Linked DNA regions of Homo sapiens: regions 1 and 3 are each linked to region 2. The links are chromatin contacts, found by Hi-C or POLR2A ChIA-PET in ENCODE. All regions are on one chromosome and are shown on one strand. The core of a region is the stretch at or near the end of the contact, and the rest is flanking DNA. Distances in the headings are between cores, read along the strand shown.

Evidence for each region. Hi-C counts contacts between places; a loop is a spot of excess contacts on that map. ChIA-PET counts read pairs that join two places held with the same protein, here RNA polymerase II (POLR2A). Pooled maps may share reads with other maps.
Region 1: a map of ascending aorta shows a loop between it and region 2 (2.7-fold over the local background). The contact joins two enhancer-like sites. A Hi-C loop is called at or near these places in 7 of 168 maps with a recorded cell type or tissue (Right ventricle myocardium inferior, ascending aorta, chondrocyte and 3 more) and 16 of 50 pooled maps. POLR2A ChIA-PET finds 5 or more read pairs at or near these places in 4 of 52 experiments (PC-9, activated CD4-positive, alpha-beta T cell, activated T-cell and 1 more).
Region 3: a loop to region 2 is called in a pooled map, with 2.0 times the contacts of the local background. The contact joins two enhancer-like sites. A Hi-C loop is called at or near these places in 4 of 50 pooled maps. POLR2A ChIA-PET finds 5 or more read pairs at or near these places in 2 of 52 experiments (activated CD4-positive, alpha-beta T cell and activated naive CD4-positive, alpha-beta T cell).

Annotation. Positions count from the first base shown.
Region 1 is chr13:111,279,776-111,284,201 of GRCh38, reverse strand. ARHGEF7 (Rho guanine nucleotide exchange factor 7) reads right to left here. Exons shown (of 22, transcript NM_001354046.2): 14 at 3,852-3,930; 15 at 3,525-3,664; 16 at 839-1,063. Among named protein-coding and RNA genes, the nearest start is that of TEX29, 39 kb to the left of the region's middle. RefSeq lists an enhancer at 3,092-4,291. Within about 2 kb of position 2,866, at least 5 of the 41 ENCODE cell types and tissues checked have a DNase peak (open chromatin) inside an H3K27ac peak, as active enhancers do; they include ascending aorta, where a contact is called at or near this core.
Region 2 is chr13:111,064,501-111,069,234 of GRCh38, reverse strand. No RefSeq gene overlaps it. Among named protein-coding and RNA genes, the nearest start is that of LINC00368, 29 kb to the left of the region's middle. RefSeq lists enhancers at 1,895-1,954, 4,656-4,734. Within about 2 kb of position 1,739, at least 18 of the 41 ENCODE cell types and tissues checked have a DNase peak (open chromatin) inside an H3K27ac peak, as active enhancers do; they include ascending aorta, where a contact is called at or near this core.
Region 3 is chr13:111,260,749-111,265,711 of GRCh38, reverse strand. The region is part of intron 8 of ARHGEF7 (Rho guanine nucleotide exchange factor 7); the gene reads right to left. Among named protein-coding and RNA genes, the nearest start is that of TEX29, 57 kb to the left of the region's middle. Within about 2 kb of position 2,796, at least 2 of the 41 ENCODE cell types and tissues checked have a DNase peak (open chromatin) inside an H3K27ac peak, as active enhancers do.

The DNA of each region.
Region 1 (4,426 bases), core at 1,617-4,116, 210 kb before region 2:
TCACGCTCACTCACACCCCACCAACGGGCACTGCTGCTCACACTGACGCGCACGATACCCACACTCTCACCGCCACTCCTCATACCTCACCACCATGCACGCTCAACTGCTTATGAAAACAACTCTCATCTCAATTATCAGCTTCCTCAGGTGAAAGTACTTCTCAGAACAGATTTCTAAAGACACTTCCTTTCCTCATCCAAGCTGGTTTAGGTAAAAGTGTAAGGAAGTGTTAACACTTCTATTTATTCATTGGAATCGTACTTTATTTGCGCCTAGCAAATATAAAAATGCCGGATGAGAACAGAGACAAGCAAAGACCGCATCATGATTTCTTATGCATCAAAGGGGGAAACCGCCTAAGTGATTGTTTTTCATTTGTATTAGTAAATGTTCTCTTCATCTCAAATGGCTTCTGGATGACAAAATGCAGGGCTCCTGGACAGGATCCCCAACCTAGAGGAGGGGTCGTTAGACGCAGCAGACAGCGTGCAGATGCTGAGCGATGGCCTCACACACAGGGAGTGAAAGCCACCTGGGCTCAGCGCCTTTCCAGCTCCTGGCCCCTGGCGGCACACTCCTCCGGCAAGTGCAGTAAAGGCCCCCCTGTGCATGGCAGAAAGGAGGGGGACCCTGCACATCGCCTTCCCACACAGGTTACCACGGGCCTCTCAGCAGCAGAGCAGATAACCAGAGAACCAAGGCAGACCCCCCCTTCTCAGTTCTCTAGGAGTTAGGGTGCATTTTGCTGTACACAGAAGGCCCAGCACGTGGGCACACCCAGGGCCCGAGGCATGCTCACCGTCATCTGGCTGTTTGAGTGGTCAAGGGACCTCACCTCCTTGTAGCAGAGAGCAGCTGAGGGCCGGAGGGGAGGCGCGGGCCGCAGGCAGCTCAGGCTCCAGGGCTTGGGTGTTTTCGGAGGCTCCAGGGGTCCCCAGTTGATGGTGGTGTGCGGGGTGCCGTGGTGGGAGGGGTGGGGCAGCGTGTGGTAGGCGGGCGTCAGCGGCGCGGGCTTGCTGTCTGCGTGCTTGCTGGACGGAGTGACCGGGTGGGAGGGGAGCTGCCAAGGGCACAGAGCGGGAAGGGCAGAGAACATGAGACTCGCGTGCTCACCGCGAAAGGGCACTTATCACGCACTTCCTTCTGCTCTTTAAACACTCCATGTGAAATAAACCTCAGGATTTATCATTTCATTCGTATCTCTGGCTCTCAGCAGTCAGTTTTTGGGGCCAAACACTAGCTCGCGCCACCTGGGCCGAGCGTGGGGCTCCTCACGGCGTCTGCCCCAGACAGGAGGGGCAGCTCTAGCTGGGGCCCCAGCACTCAAAAGACATCCACTAGCCACATTTATTAGCTACGGAGTAACATTTATAGAAAAAAGGTACTTCATCTAGTAAAAAGATGAGAATTTCACAAAAGCACACAGGGCATGTGGCTGTAAGAAGGAAGGTGATTCCCCCCCAGCCACGTATTATTCTTCACCTGGTGATAAAGTACTGGGCGAAACTAAGGCCTGATCGCCTAGTTTTGTTTTTTAAAAAAGTTTTCCTGGCACACAGGCAGGCCTGTGCCTGTCTAAAACTGCTGTTGTGTTCCAAGGGCAGAGTACAGCTGCAAGAGGCCTGAACCTGTAAAGCAGAGAACGTTTACCATCTGGATCTTTACTGAACACTGCCAAACCCTGGTATTAAAACCAATTATGTTCTTAGAAAACTCAACTTTAATCAAAACAAAGTTAATCAAAAATTAACTTCTTAGAGCGGTGTGCCATTAATGCATTTTATATTCCTGGAAAACCCAAAATATTCCATCACAATGACAGTTAAATGAGAAAAGTTAAATAAGTCATTCTCAAAATCAGCCAATAATGACCTCAAATTAGCCAACAATAGTAAGGTGCATTTAATGGGAGAACAAGCTGTGTGGCGCTGTGAACTGGAAACGGAGTGGGGCCGGCATTCTGAGGAAGTGCGCGACCTTCAAAACACAGGCTGAGAGGGACGGCAGCTAATGCCACAATTTCAAGAATAGAAGCCATCAACTTCCTGCAACGATCACATTCTAGTCCCTGCATGGGGGAGGGAATTGTGTGAGATGCAGGTCATGCTATGAAGCCACTGTAAGGTCATCTTTTCATAGGAAATAATGTATAGATGGATAAAATTATGTAAGACATCCCTTCTAGCAACAACGTCAAAGCAGTGTCTGGTTTTGTTTCTCCTTTCTTGAAAAAGTCAAAGGAAGTATGCTTTATGCTAAAATTAGAAAATGATTTCAGCTGGTCAGAGTTGGATCACAGAATACATCATCCCACACAAGAAACTCTGTAGGAGAATGCAGAACATTTTAAACATGAGGCACAGTGCCTTCCCCGCTGAAGGGATGCCTTCCCAGCCACCAGTGAAAGAAACACTAAGACGGAGGGTCTGGCCACAGAGAAAAGCTGACTTGATATAAAATTGTATGAAGTAGAGTTTCAGGCTGCTGTTGAAAACCTGAGTGAAGCAGCTCATCCACTGTTCTTTATAAACACACGTGTACACACACGTCCCTGGGATAAACTGATCTCCATGAAAGAATGGAGAATTTTAAAATGGTAGAGCCATTAAAAATGAAATGCTAGCTAAAAGCCAATGAGTAGTTACAATCTTTACTGCTGAAAGAAATCAGATGGACTCTGAAACTCTGATGAGAATATCAGAGTACAGCAATCCTTCTTGAGCTACAACCTTCACATGAAGAAGAAAACATGAAAACTGAGCACACGACAGAGCTGATCCTAATAGCCTAATAAGGATGTGAGGAAATCTGTAAGCAGAAAACGCCTGTGTCATCGTCATTCATTCTTTAAAAGCTCTGCCCAGTTTTTCCGTATTACTTGATAAAGATGACGACTGTTAAAACAACCCGATACCAACTTCTTGAGCACAAAACACCAGGAGAGGTTTAAACACTGAAGCTTCAGTGTTCATCTATTCTGAAAAGTTGTAAAAAAAAAAAAAAAAAAAAAAAAAAAAGTCTCTAAATATCCAAAGACTTGTTGAGCTTTTCTAAGTAAAAGACACCTCAATTTCTTAAAATCAACAGTGTGTCATAAATTCTTTTAATGCCTTCAACATGAGTCTGGCCCTTTTCATCATCATAATCATTTATTTTTTGTTTTCTTAAATGAAGCATAATAAACAGTTAAAATTCTCAGAAAAATCATCTATAGTTGAGTGTAAAACTCCCCTAAATCAGTCTTCTAGGGCCACACGGAGCAGAAGCAGCTTCCCACCCAAGCACCTCTGAACTGTGCGTGAGGAGGCACAATTCAGGGTTGTTTCTCGAGAACACTCATTGGAAAACAATTCACTACTGCACGAAGAGGGCCAAAGATCTGCAGAGAAATGTGAAGCAAGTGTTTTGCACTTTTTATCCAAATATTGATTAGGTTTTAAAGCAACTGATCACTTGCTGACAGCTCAGCCACGGGATGCCACGCCTGGAGTCTGGAAGGAGGAGAAGCACCAAGTCCTTACGGTATGAGATGGCACTGAATGAGGCTTTATGGTGGGGTTTCCCACAGACGTGACCTTCGTTTGCTTCTGTAGGTGCTCCACCCATTCCTGCAGATCCTGCTGGTTGTTGCACGACACTAATATCCGCTCAATCATGCTCCCTATAGGAGAGAAGGAAAAAATAGGCCGAGTGGAAACACAGGTAAAAAGCACGTGCGTGCACACCCCCCAGAATTCCACTCAGCGCTTAAACACCACCTTCTGAAATACGCAAGCAAGAATCTGCACGCGGGGACAAGCTGCCTCTCCTCCCCGAGACACAGCACTCACACAGCTTGTGCCTATCACCTGATATTTCAAATGCATTTCTATGATTTTCACTGTCCTCAAGCTTTGTGATTGTCATTCCTGTCGTTGGAAGCTTTCCCTAAAAAAGACCCCCCCCCACAAAAAAAAAAACAATTAGTGCTTTTCTAGAAAAAGGTACCATTATTAAAGTCAATATTAAATGATTTTAGAATTGGTGGAGGAACTGTGTTTGTGAACCAAAAAAAGCTCATTTGTAGCAGATGTGTGTATAATACAAAAATTTTTATCTCAAATAATAAATTATAATACTGTACTGTAAGCAAGAAACTCAACTGGCGACAAGGGACAGAGTGACAAGCCCAAACACACACTGTATCTGATGAGCTGCTACTAAACATAGACACCAGGACAAAAGACATCACACATTATGATTTTTAAAAAACTACCGTGTATAACAGTTGTTTTAAATGATGTTTTTGCAGAAAAGAACCATGTATTTTCCTCGTAAAGAAATGCAGAGGAAGTTCCAAGTTTAAAGTCAAAATAAGGGTGGGAAATTGAGGCAAGAACAAGAATTTCATAACATTCTACTTTGTAAAACAGAAAATAAGTAG
Region 2 (4,734 bases), core at 490-2,989:
CTGTTGGGCTCTGAGAAAATGAGGACTTGGTTCAGATGTGTAAGGTTAGACCGTCTTTGTCATCCCAACATTGACACTCAGTTAGGACTTGGGGATAAATCCCTGCAGTAATTTAAACTTACTATGAGATTACTCTGTGCAGAAATAAAGCAAAAGAATTTCATCCACAACACCTTCCATGCATCAAGAATAGACCTCCCTAATTTGAACAGCATCTTAAGATATCTGTGAGAATCCTGCGTGGTAAATACATATTCTGAGTGCTTACAATTTACATAGTTCTTACATCTTAATTACTCTTTTGCTAGTATCTGGCTAAGATTATACTCTTTGGAAAACCCTGGAAAAGCTATACATCAAGTACTATAATAATTCCATGCAATAAAAATACATTTATGATAGCAAATGTGAGCAACGGAGCTCTCATATGCAGCCCGTGGGAGTGTAAATTCGTACAACCGTTTTGGAAACCTGTTTGGCAGCATCTTCTGAGTTTAGTATGTGCACACTCTATGGCCCAGCAATTCTACTCCTAAATATATGCCAATCAGAAATGCGTATATGTGTGCCTAAAGACATGCACAAGAAGGTTTATAACAGCATCGTTCATCACTGCCCCAAGCCCAAAGCAGCCCCGATGCTTGGGAGCGGCTGTTTGGAGATGCCCCTCGTGGTGTGTGCATAAAGGGGAGTACTGCATTGCAGGGCAGTACGCACACATTACACCCCCATAATATGGCTGCACTCAGAATAGGGACAGTCTCACGAGCAAACACTGAGCAAAAGAATCCAGATACATTATATAACTCATTTATATAAAGCTTAGAACAGGCAAGGGTCATCTACACTGGAACAAGTCGGAAGATGGCTATTCTCTGAGGTGGGATAAGGGCTGGGAAGTGTGTGAGGGAGTCCCCTGGTGAGATTCTATGTCTGACCCGAGGCCTGGCCCCATGGATGTGTGAGCCTTTGTAAAAAATGTATATCCAGCTGAACATTTATGATTTGTGAGCTTTTCTATATATATGCTATACTTTCAGTTAAAAGTTGGCTTAAAACTCCATCCATATCCTTTAAAGTTTATTTGAAGACATTTAGGTCAACTAGTTTTGAGACTAGAACCTGTAACTGGAAGCACTGAGAGTGATAAAAGTCCTATAAGATTCAAGGAGCTAGTTAAATCTTCGTTTTAAGAATTGAGTTGAAACTTGAGCTTTTAGGATTTGCTGTTGTCAGTGGGCAGAATATTGATTATAATTAACAATTAACACCCCCTATTGGTCACCAGCAGCAAGTGCAGCGGTGGAACCAATCGATGAAATTGCACAAACGATTGCTAGCTTTAACACTTGTCTTTTTGCTCATAGGCGCGAGAAACCGGTATTAAAATTTAATAGAAAATGTAAAAAAAGAGGTTGGAGCTGTAAGAATTTCGTCTAGTACATGATACGGAGCTGTCATAATCGCAGGTTTGTTTCAGAACATTCCGGGTGCCTCCTTGGACATGGAACTGTCTGGGTTCTCATGGGATCAGAGTCCTCCCTTTCCCCGCCCTGGAGGGCAGGTCCGGTGCCTCTCACGGGCGGCAGCGCAGTCGGGACCCGCCGCCACGTCTCTGGGGCTCGGCGCAAAGCAGCTGCCCCGGGACCGCGTGAGCTAGGACGGCAGAGCCGCCGGGGAGCCGCGCACCTGCGCTGTGAACCTGGGTCCCCTGCACACCGCTTTGTTCACGGCCCGCGGCCAGGCTCCGTGCTGCGTTCCCAGGGTCGGGGCTCCGACCTCAGCAGCTCTGGCGGTCGTGATCAGCCCGGCACCTCCTAACGCTGGGTCAGCCTGTGAACCCCGATCTCACCGGGCCGCAGAGGCGCTCAGCAGCGGCAGCTTTCACCCAAGGGGACCAAGGCGGAGTCCTTCTTGTGGGAATGAAGGTCGCCCTGGTTTAAAGGCACAGTTTGCTTTTTTCCTCTCTCCTTTTTTTTTTTTTTTTTTTTTTTTTTTTTTTTTTTTTTGAGACGGAGACTCGCTCTGTCGCCAGGCTGGAGTGCAGTGACGCGATCTCTGCTCACTGCAAGCTCTGCCTCCCGGGTTCACGCAATTCTCCTGCTTCAGCCTCCGGAGTAGCTGGGACTACAGGCGCGTGCCACCACGCCCGGCTAATTTTTTGTATTTTTAGTAGAGACGGGATTTCACAGTGTTAGCCAAGATAGTCTTGATCTCCTGACCTCGTGATCCGCCCGCCTCGGCCTCCCAAAGTGCTGGGATTACAGGCGTGAGCCACCGCACCCGGCCTGTCCCCTAGCTCTGACTTCTTAACCGGCAACAACGTGGGAGACAGGTCTCCCACGAGGAACGCCTTCCCCAGAGCTCGTGGAAGGGGTGCAGGGGGCTGTGGGGCCCCTTTAAGCTCCCGCAGAAGCTCCTCCTCTGACCCCGCAGGCCCGGGGAAGCGCGGCCTCCCTTCCCGCGCCTGCAAGGGCTCTTCCGCTTAGATACTACGTTCGCTTTCTCTCGAATAAAAAAGTCCCTGTCTCCAATCTGGCCCCAGCTGCTGTGCTCGGACTGGCCTTGACTCCCCAGCGTTCTCTCCCGGAGCCTTCGGAAAGCTCCTCTTCTGTGCATAGGACCAGGGTGCCAAGTTCTCTACGCAGCACAGAACCAGAAACACCAAACGGGGCTCTGTCCTGGAAAGATGAGCACAGAGGCCAAGGCCACGCCGCTGTCAGTGGACTTAAAGAACGCGTTATACGTTTATTTACTCAGACATTCTTATTTTTTATGTTTTTAAATTGTGGCAAAATACACATAACGATTACCATTTTAACCATTTTTAGGCATTTAGGTGCATTCACATTTTTCACAATCAATAGAACATCTTCATCTTGCAAGACCGAACTCTGTCCCCCTTAAATAAGCACTCACTCCCCATTGCCCTCCCCAGCCCCTGGCATCCACCATTCCACTTTGTGTGTCTGAATTTGATTAGTCCAGGGACTAATACTGTTAGCAGCAGGGAATCCGTAGGGTCTGCAGCAACTCGATTCTTGCCTCCTCAGAGGAAAGAATTCGGCCGAGGTGCATAGTGCAGAGTGAGAGGCCAAGGCGAGTTTTAGAGCAGGACTGAGAGTTTATTAAAAAGCTTTAGAGCAGGAATTAAGGGAAGTAAAGTACACTTGGGAGAGGGTGAAGTAGGCGACTTGAGAGATCCAAGTGCAGGGTACAACCCCCCACTTTGGGTTTTATACATGGGCATGGTTCAGGGTTTCCATTTCCCCTTCCTTGACCTTTCCTTGGGGTGGGCTGTCCGCATGCGCAGTGACCGGCCAGCGCTTGGGCGGGGCCGCGTGCGCGCTGTATTACTGAAGTTGTGCACATGCTCACCTGAAGTATTTTGCCCTTACCTGTCTCGTGTTCCTGGAGGAAGGTCACACACCAGTTAAACTACATTTTACCTCTTAGTGCACAGGCCTAAGCCACCTCGCCCCACTCCTGAGATCTTATAGAAAGCTGCTGATCAGTTTCAGGTGTTTTCCAGCTATTGGGAGCCCGCCTTTCCCTGGCACAGCTGCAACCAATTACTATTTTAGAGAACCAGTTTAACCACTGCCTGAGTATCACCTGATGGTCTCCAGAGGTTCCTGGTGGGGTGGGCCCTCTCCTGCCCTGCTCATGTCTGCCTCGCCACTGACTAACAATGAGTGGAGTTCCACAGTACTTGTCTTTTTGTGACTAGCTAATTGTTTTATGTTTATTTTTAACAAAAATTCCTGGACAGTGTTTTGATAAATGATTTTCATGCAGCCTGTTTTATAAACTCCCTGGTTCTTTCTGTGATTGCTATTTTTCTCTTCCTCTCTGTTTAAATGCTTCATTCTACCCTTTCTTCCTGCTCTTGCTTCAGTGCATTTTGTTCTTCCTTTCCTATTTTTTCCTCTTTCTTCCTGTTTTCCATGATGTAACTGGAAGGCAATGTTAGAAATCAATGAGCAGCAGATCCCCCCGAGAACTAAGCACTGCAGTGGGGAAGCCACCCCAGCTTTGTTTTCCGCCACTGCAGACTCATCTGGAAGAATCAGTGTTTTTTCCTTCTCAGCCAGATGGCTGCCTTTGTGTTTCCACCATGGGCCTTCTCTTACCCATGAGAAGGTCTCTTTCCTGCTTTGAGGGAGAGGAGACCATGCCAGGTGCCATGTGGGCTGCCCTGAAGAAAACTGTATGGGCTCACTGAGGCTGCCACATGTTTTACTTTCTGAGAAGATGAGATGAGCCCTCCACATTTCAAGGCTGAGAGCAGAAATGTGACCAGGTGCTGGAGCCTCCAGGACAGTGAAGGAAGGGGTCTGGGTCCCTGCTTAGCCCTGAAGGAAAAGGAGCAGCTTCCAGAAGGCAGTAGGGATGTGGGTGCTGTGACAGGCCGTGCCAGCTTGGTCCTGCATGTGGTTAGAAACCAGGAGCCTTGGCCACCAAGTGGAACCAAAATCTCCCATCCCTGTCTTGTTCTCTTTGCATAGTGTGGACGAAAAGCGTCAAGCTCTGTAAAACATTTGAAGAGGTTTATTCTGACCAAATATGAGGGACCAATGACTTGTGACACAACCTCAGGAGGTCAGGAGAACATGTGCCCAAGGTAGTCAGGCTACACCTTGGTTTTATACATTTTAGGGGGACTTAAGACATCAATCAATACAGGTAAGGTGTACATTCGTTGGGTCAGGAAAGGTGGGACAACTTGAAGCA
Region 3 (4,963 bases), core at 1,547-4,046, 200 kb before region 2:
CCTTTTAATACCATCCAATTGGTGATCATCTGTAGTAACAGATGATCTGGGGAAACACATTCAGACCACAGCACACTCTGGCTCCCAAATGTGTCTGCTGGCAGGCATGCCTTTCAACCCTGCAGGCAGGACCTCAGACCCCGGACTTCCCGGTTCCACCTCCATGCAGTCTCTGGGTGTGCCTCCACCTTCATGAGCACTGCTTTCCGCTCCGCGGCTAAGTACTGGCTGGAGAAAGTCATAGTCAGGAGAATCAGCAAGTCACAAGTATTAGGAAAAACCTCATGTTCAAAACACAGAGCACTCAAAATTTATGCTAACTTGGTCTTCTCCCTGTTTTTCAACCATTTTTTATTCATTTCTTAGTAACTGTTAACCGAGGCTCAAAAAGACTGTTCCTGTTCTCATCAATTTAAGAAAATTTACTGAGCTGTTATCAGTACGTCCTATAATAGCTGTGGAGACAGAAAAGCACAGGAAGTAACGCTGTGACAGAGGTGCCAAATCCCACCACCCACCGTTTTCTCTCCTCAGACTCAAGCATTCCCAGCACAATGGGTCTTCTTTTTTTTTTTTTTTTTTTTTTTGAGATGGAGTTTCTCTCTTGTTACCCAGGCTGGAGTGTAATGGCACCATCTCAGCTCACTGCAACCTCCGCCTTCCCGGTTCAAGCGATTCTCGTGTCTCAGCCTCCCGAGTAGCTGGGATTACAGGCATGCACCACCATGCCCAGCTGGGCCTTCCCTTCTAGACTAGATAACATGTCAGTTTTATAAAACATGGCCTTCAGGAAAGAGGTGAAAATAAACCTCTGCTTCTAAAACATAGCAATATGTAGATGTCAAATGTAGTTACGGTAAATAATACAGACAATAGAAATGTAAAATATAGGTAATAAAAATATCCCACACACGTTCAGGTGGCTGATCTGTGTAAGAACATCTACCAAATGTAAGTGCTCCCTCCACATACTAGTCTCTTCCCTGTGCTGTGTAAAAAAAGGCCAACGCCCTCCTTCAATATTTAACTGTCCATCTCTCTCCCTCTCTTAGCTCTCCTTTGATCTCTGTCTGAGCAAGACATGTCCCCACCCAGAGTACTGGCGGGGGCTCACAGAAGCACAACAGTTACCTGCACGGACTGGGAATTTAGTGGGGTCTGCAACAGCAGGGACCTTGCCCACAGCACAAGGAGGCTAAGGGTTAGGATGCACAAGTCTTCCTGTCGGTGGCGGTGACATATAGATCTCTGCGCAGATGGGAGGCTGTCCCACCTGCCTTCTCTACCATGCTTCTTTACCCTCAAATCCAACAGCCACTAGCCACCTGCAGCTATTTCAAGTAAGGTTAACTAAATTTTTTAAAAAAATTAAAAATTCAGTTCTTCAGTTGCGTTAATCTCATTTCCAGAGCTTCACAGCCCCACGTGGCTAGAGGCTACTGAAATTTGTCTAGCAGATACAGCATGTTTCCATCAATGCAAGCTCTCAACAACACTGGTCTAATTCATCCAAGCCATGTTTCCAAATCCTGAATGTGTCATGCAGTTATTATGGTGCTTTACTGTTTAGTTTATTAAAACACAACAGAAGGCAAAGTAAGCTAGCATCTGCACTGCTGCAGACCCATTTCCAACTGTGAACAGCTAAGCGGGGTTTCCACAACCTACCGGGATTAGCCACAGTTCTGTCCATTTGCAGGGTAGTCACTGACTCAAATTAATTTCAACTACTATATGTATGCAGCACCATTACAAGGCACTGGGAACAGATTAAAAACAGGGTAAGAAACAGTCTCTACCTTAAAGTGAGTTCTATCATTTTGTACAGAAGTAAACTGAAGACAATTATGTAGTCTCAGTGACAGGAGCTACAAACTGCTGCCAGCCTACAGAGGAGGAAGAACACGCCCTTTAAGACACACAGGTTTTGAGAATCTTCTGACATCTGAGCAGGTGATGTTCATCCTCAGAGACACAGTGAAATATCAGGAAGAGGCGGGCTTCTAGAATGACAGGACCCTGCATGCCTCACTAGGAGGACTGAAGAGCACTGGGTAATGATGGAATGCCAAAGGTATACGCACAGAAAACACTGCCAGAGATGTGGCACAGGAAAGTTATTGGATATGTGCTACCCACAATGGGTTAAATTCTTAGGATTGCAGAAATACTGCTCAGTGCTGGGCCATGGGCTATGCTAAGATTTCATCTCCTACCTGGTCCAGTGCCACAGCCCCGATCCATTCAGAAAAGGAAATCTGGATAAACTGATTTTCATTTCTGATATTTCATCAATTAATGAAAATTAAGTCATATTTCAGCATAGCTTATAAACGAACAATTCACGGTACGAGTGGTTTTTCCTATTTAATTCACCGCACTGAGCCTAGGCTCTAGATTTTTATTACCTCTTTCAGTCCCAGACCAATTCTCCCAAGAATTTTCTGTCACTGCCATCACCAAAGTTTCATGGCTGATAAAGCCCTTGTTCATTAATTCAGTAGCAGATAAAGCTCATAAAGGTCAGCTGAGCCCTAGGACTCGAGCATAACGTGCCAACATATTCCACACATAACGCTGCCTAGACACCTGAATTCACACGACAACCAGCCAGACTCACAGAAATCACCATTACAGAATATGAGTTCAGAATTAAAGGAGGGGATGTTCCCCTCGGTTCTCTCTTGTGCTCCATAGGCTGCTCTTCAGAGTGTGATAACATGCAGACAGGGCACCCCACAGGGGCTACATCAAGGCCTTGGGCAGCAGGATGGTGCACATGAGTCATGAGAGGCAGCACGCATCATGCCAGCTGCTCCCACCAGGCCTCCTGGCAGAACCAAAGCCATAATCTAACAGGTGTGATGTTGCATTGTGTCCATGAATGATCTGATGACAGCTAGAGTCACACATACCATCTACATCTTCACAGTAACAGCAACAGCACAAGGTGAAAGGGGGTACCCAAGGGTTTTTTTTCCTTACCCAGAAGATTACTGGGTCTCAGAAAAAACACTTGAGAAATCAAATGCTAAGCAGTTTCCCCCGTAACATGTTTACTCCTAGTGATACTGCTAACTAGACAGAGGAATGGTTCTCAGTTCATCAACAAGTGATTTCAGATGGAAACTGAGATGCCCATGAAGACAGAGCAATGTGCTGGGGGAACCTCCATACACATCTCCAGCCGCAAGGAACCCAGCAGCCTGTCGTGATCAACAGATGGCCTTCAGAGATGAGACTTCACAAGTAGCCTCCTGCTCCCACTCAGGGTGGAGATAGACACACACACACACATGCACACACACACACAGGGACACGGGGCCCCTGTAACCACATGACCTCTGGCAGGTCTCTCTTGTTGACTACCAAAGCTTCTAAGTTCTCCAATTTACTGGCATACAGTTGTTCACAGTAGCCTCTAGTGAGTCTGAATTTCTGCAGTATCAGTTTTAAAATCAGAAACAAAAAAGAAAAATTATTTATTTGGGTCTTCTCTTTTTTCTTAGTCTGACTAAAGGTTTGTCAATTTTATTTTTTCAAAAAAGCCACTTTTGGTTTCATCGATCTTTTGTAATATTTCAAATTCATTTACTTCCACTGTAATCTTTATTATTTTCCTTCTACAATTTTGGGTTTGGTTTGCTCCTGCTTTTCTTGTTAAGATGCATCATTAAGGTTGTTTATTTGAAGTTTTTCTACTTTTTGATGTAGTTGCTTACAGCTACAAACTTCCTCTTAATACAGCTTTTGCTGTACCCCATAGGTTTTGGTATGCTGTGTTTCCACGATCACTTGTTTCAAGAAATTTTTAAATTTTCTTAATTTCTTCATTGACCCACTGGTCATTCAGGAGCACACTGTTTAATTTCCATGTGTCTGCATAGTTTCCAAAATTCCTCATTATTGATTTCTAGTTTTATTCCATTGTGGTCAGAAGAATCTTGATAAAATTATATTTTTTTAAGAGATGAATCTCATTTTTAAAAAAATTTTAAGACTTGTTTTGTGCTTAATATAGATGATCCTTAAGAATGATCCATGTGCTAAGAAAAGAATGTGCATTCTGAAGCCACTAGAGGAAATGTTCTGTAAGTATCTTTAGATTGATTTGTTCTAAAGTACAGATAAAGTCAAGTGTCTTTGTTGCTTTTCTGTATCAAAGATCTGTCCAGTGCTGAAAGTGGTGTGTTGACATCTCTAGCTATTATTGTATTGGGGTTTATCTTTAGTTCTAATAATACTTGCTTTATATTATCTGGGTGCTCCAATGTTGGATGCATATTTACAACTGCTATATCCTCTTGCTGAATTGACCCCTTTATCATTATATAATGACTTTCTTTGTCTCTAGCTTTTGTCTTGAAATCTATTTTGTTTGATATAAGTCTAGCTACTCCTGCTCTTTTTGGTTCCTATTTGCATGGAGTATCTTTTTCCATTCCTTTATTTCCAGTCTATAGGTGTCTTTATAGATCATTGGGTTTTTTGTCTTTTTGGTTTTTTTTAATCCATTCAGCCACTCTACGGCTCTTGATTGCAGAGTTTAGTTCATTTAAGTTCAATGTTATTATTCATAACCATGGACTTACTCTTGCCATTTTGTCATTTGTTTTCTTGTTTTGCAATCTTCTCTTCCTTTTTTCCTTCCTGTCTTCCTTTTAGTAAAGGTGATTCTCTCTGGTTTTATGTTTTAATTTCTTGCTTTTTATTTTTTATGGATCTATTGTATGTTTCTTAATTTGAGGTTACCATGGACTTCCAAATAATAAAACCCATTATTTTTAAATGACAACATTGATTGTGTAAACAATGTAACAAGCAAGGAAACAGAACATTAATTAAAAACTCTACACTTTAACTTTGTCCTTGTGCTTTTTAACTTTTTGTTGTTTCTACTTATATCTTACTGTACTGTCTTGAAAACTTGTAGTTTTTTATCAGTTCATCTTTTAACCTTTCT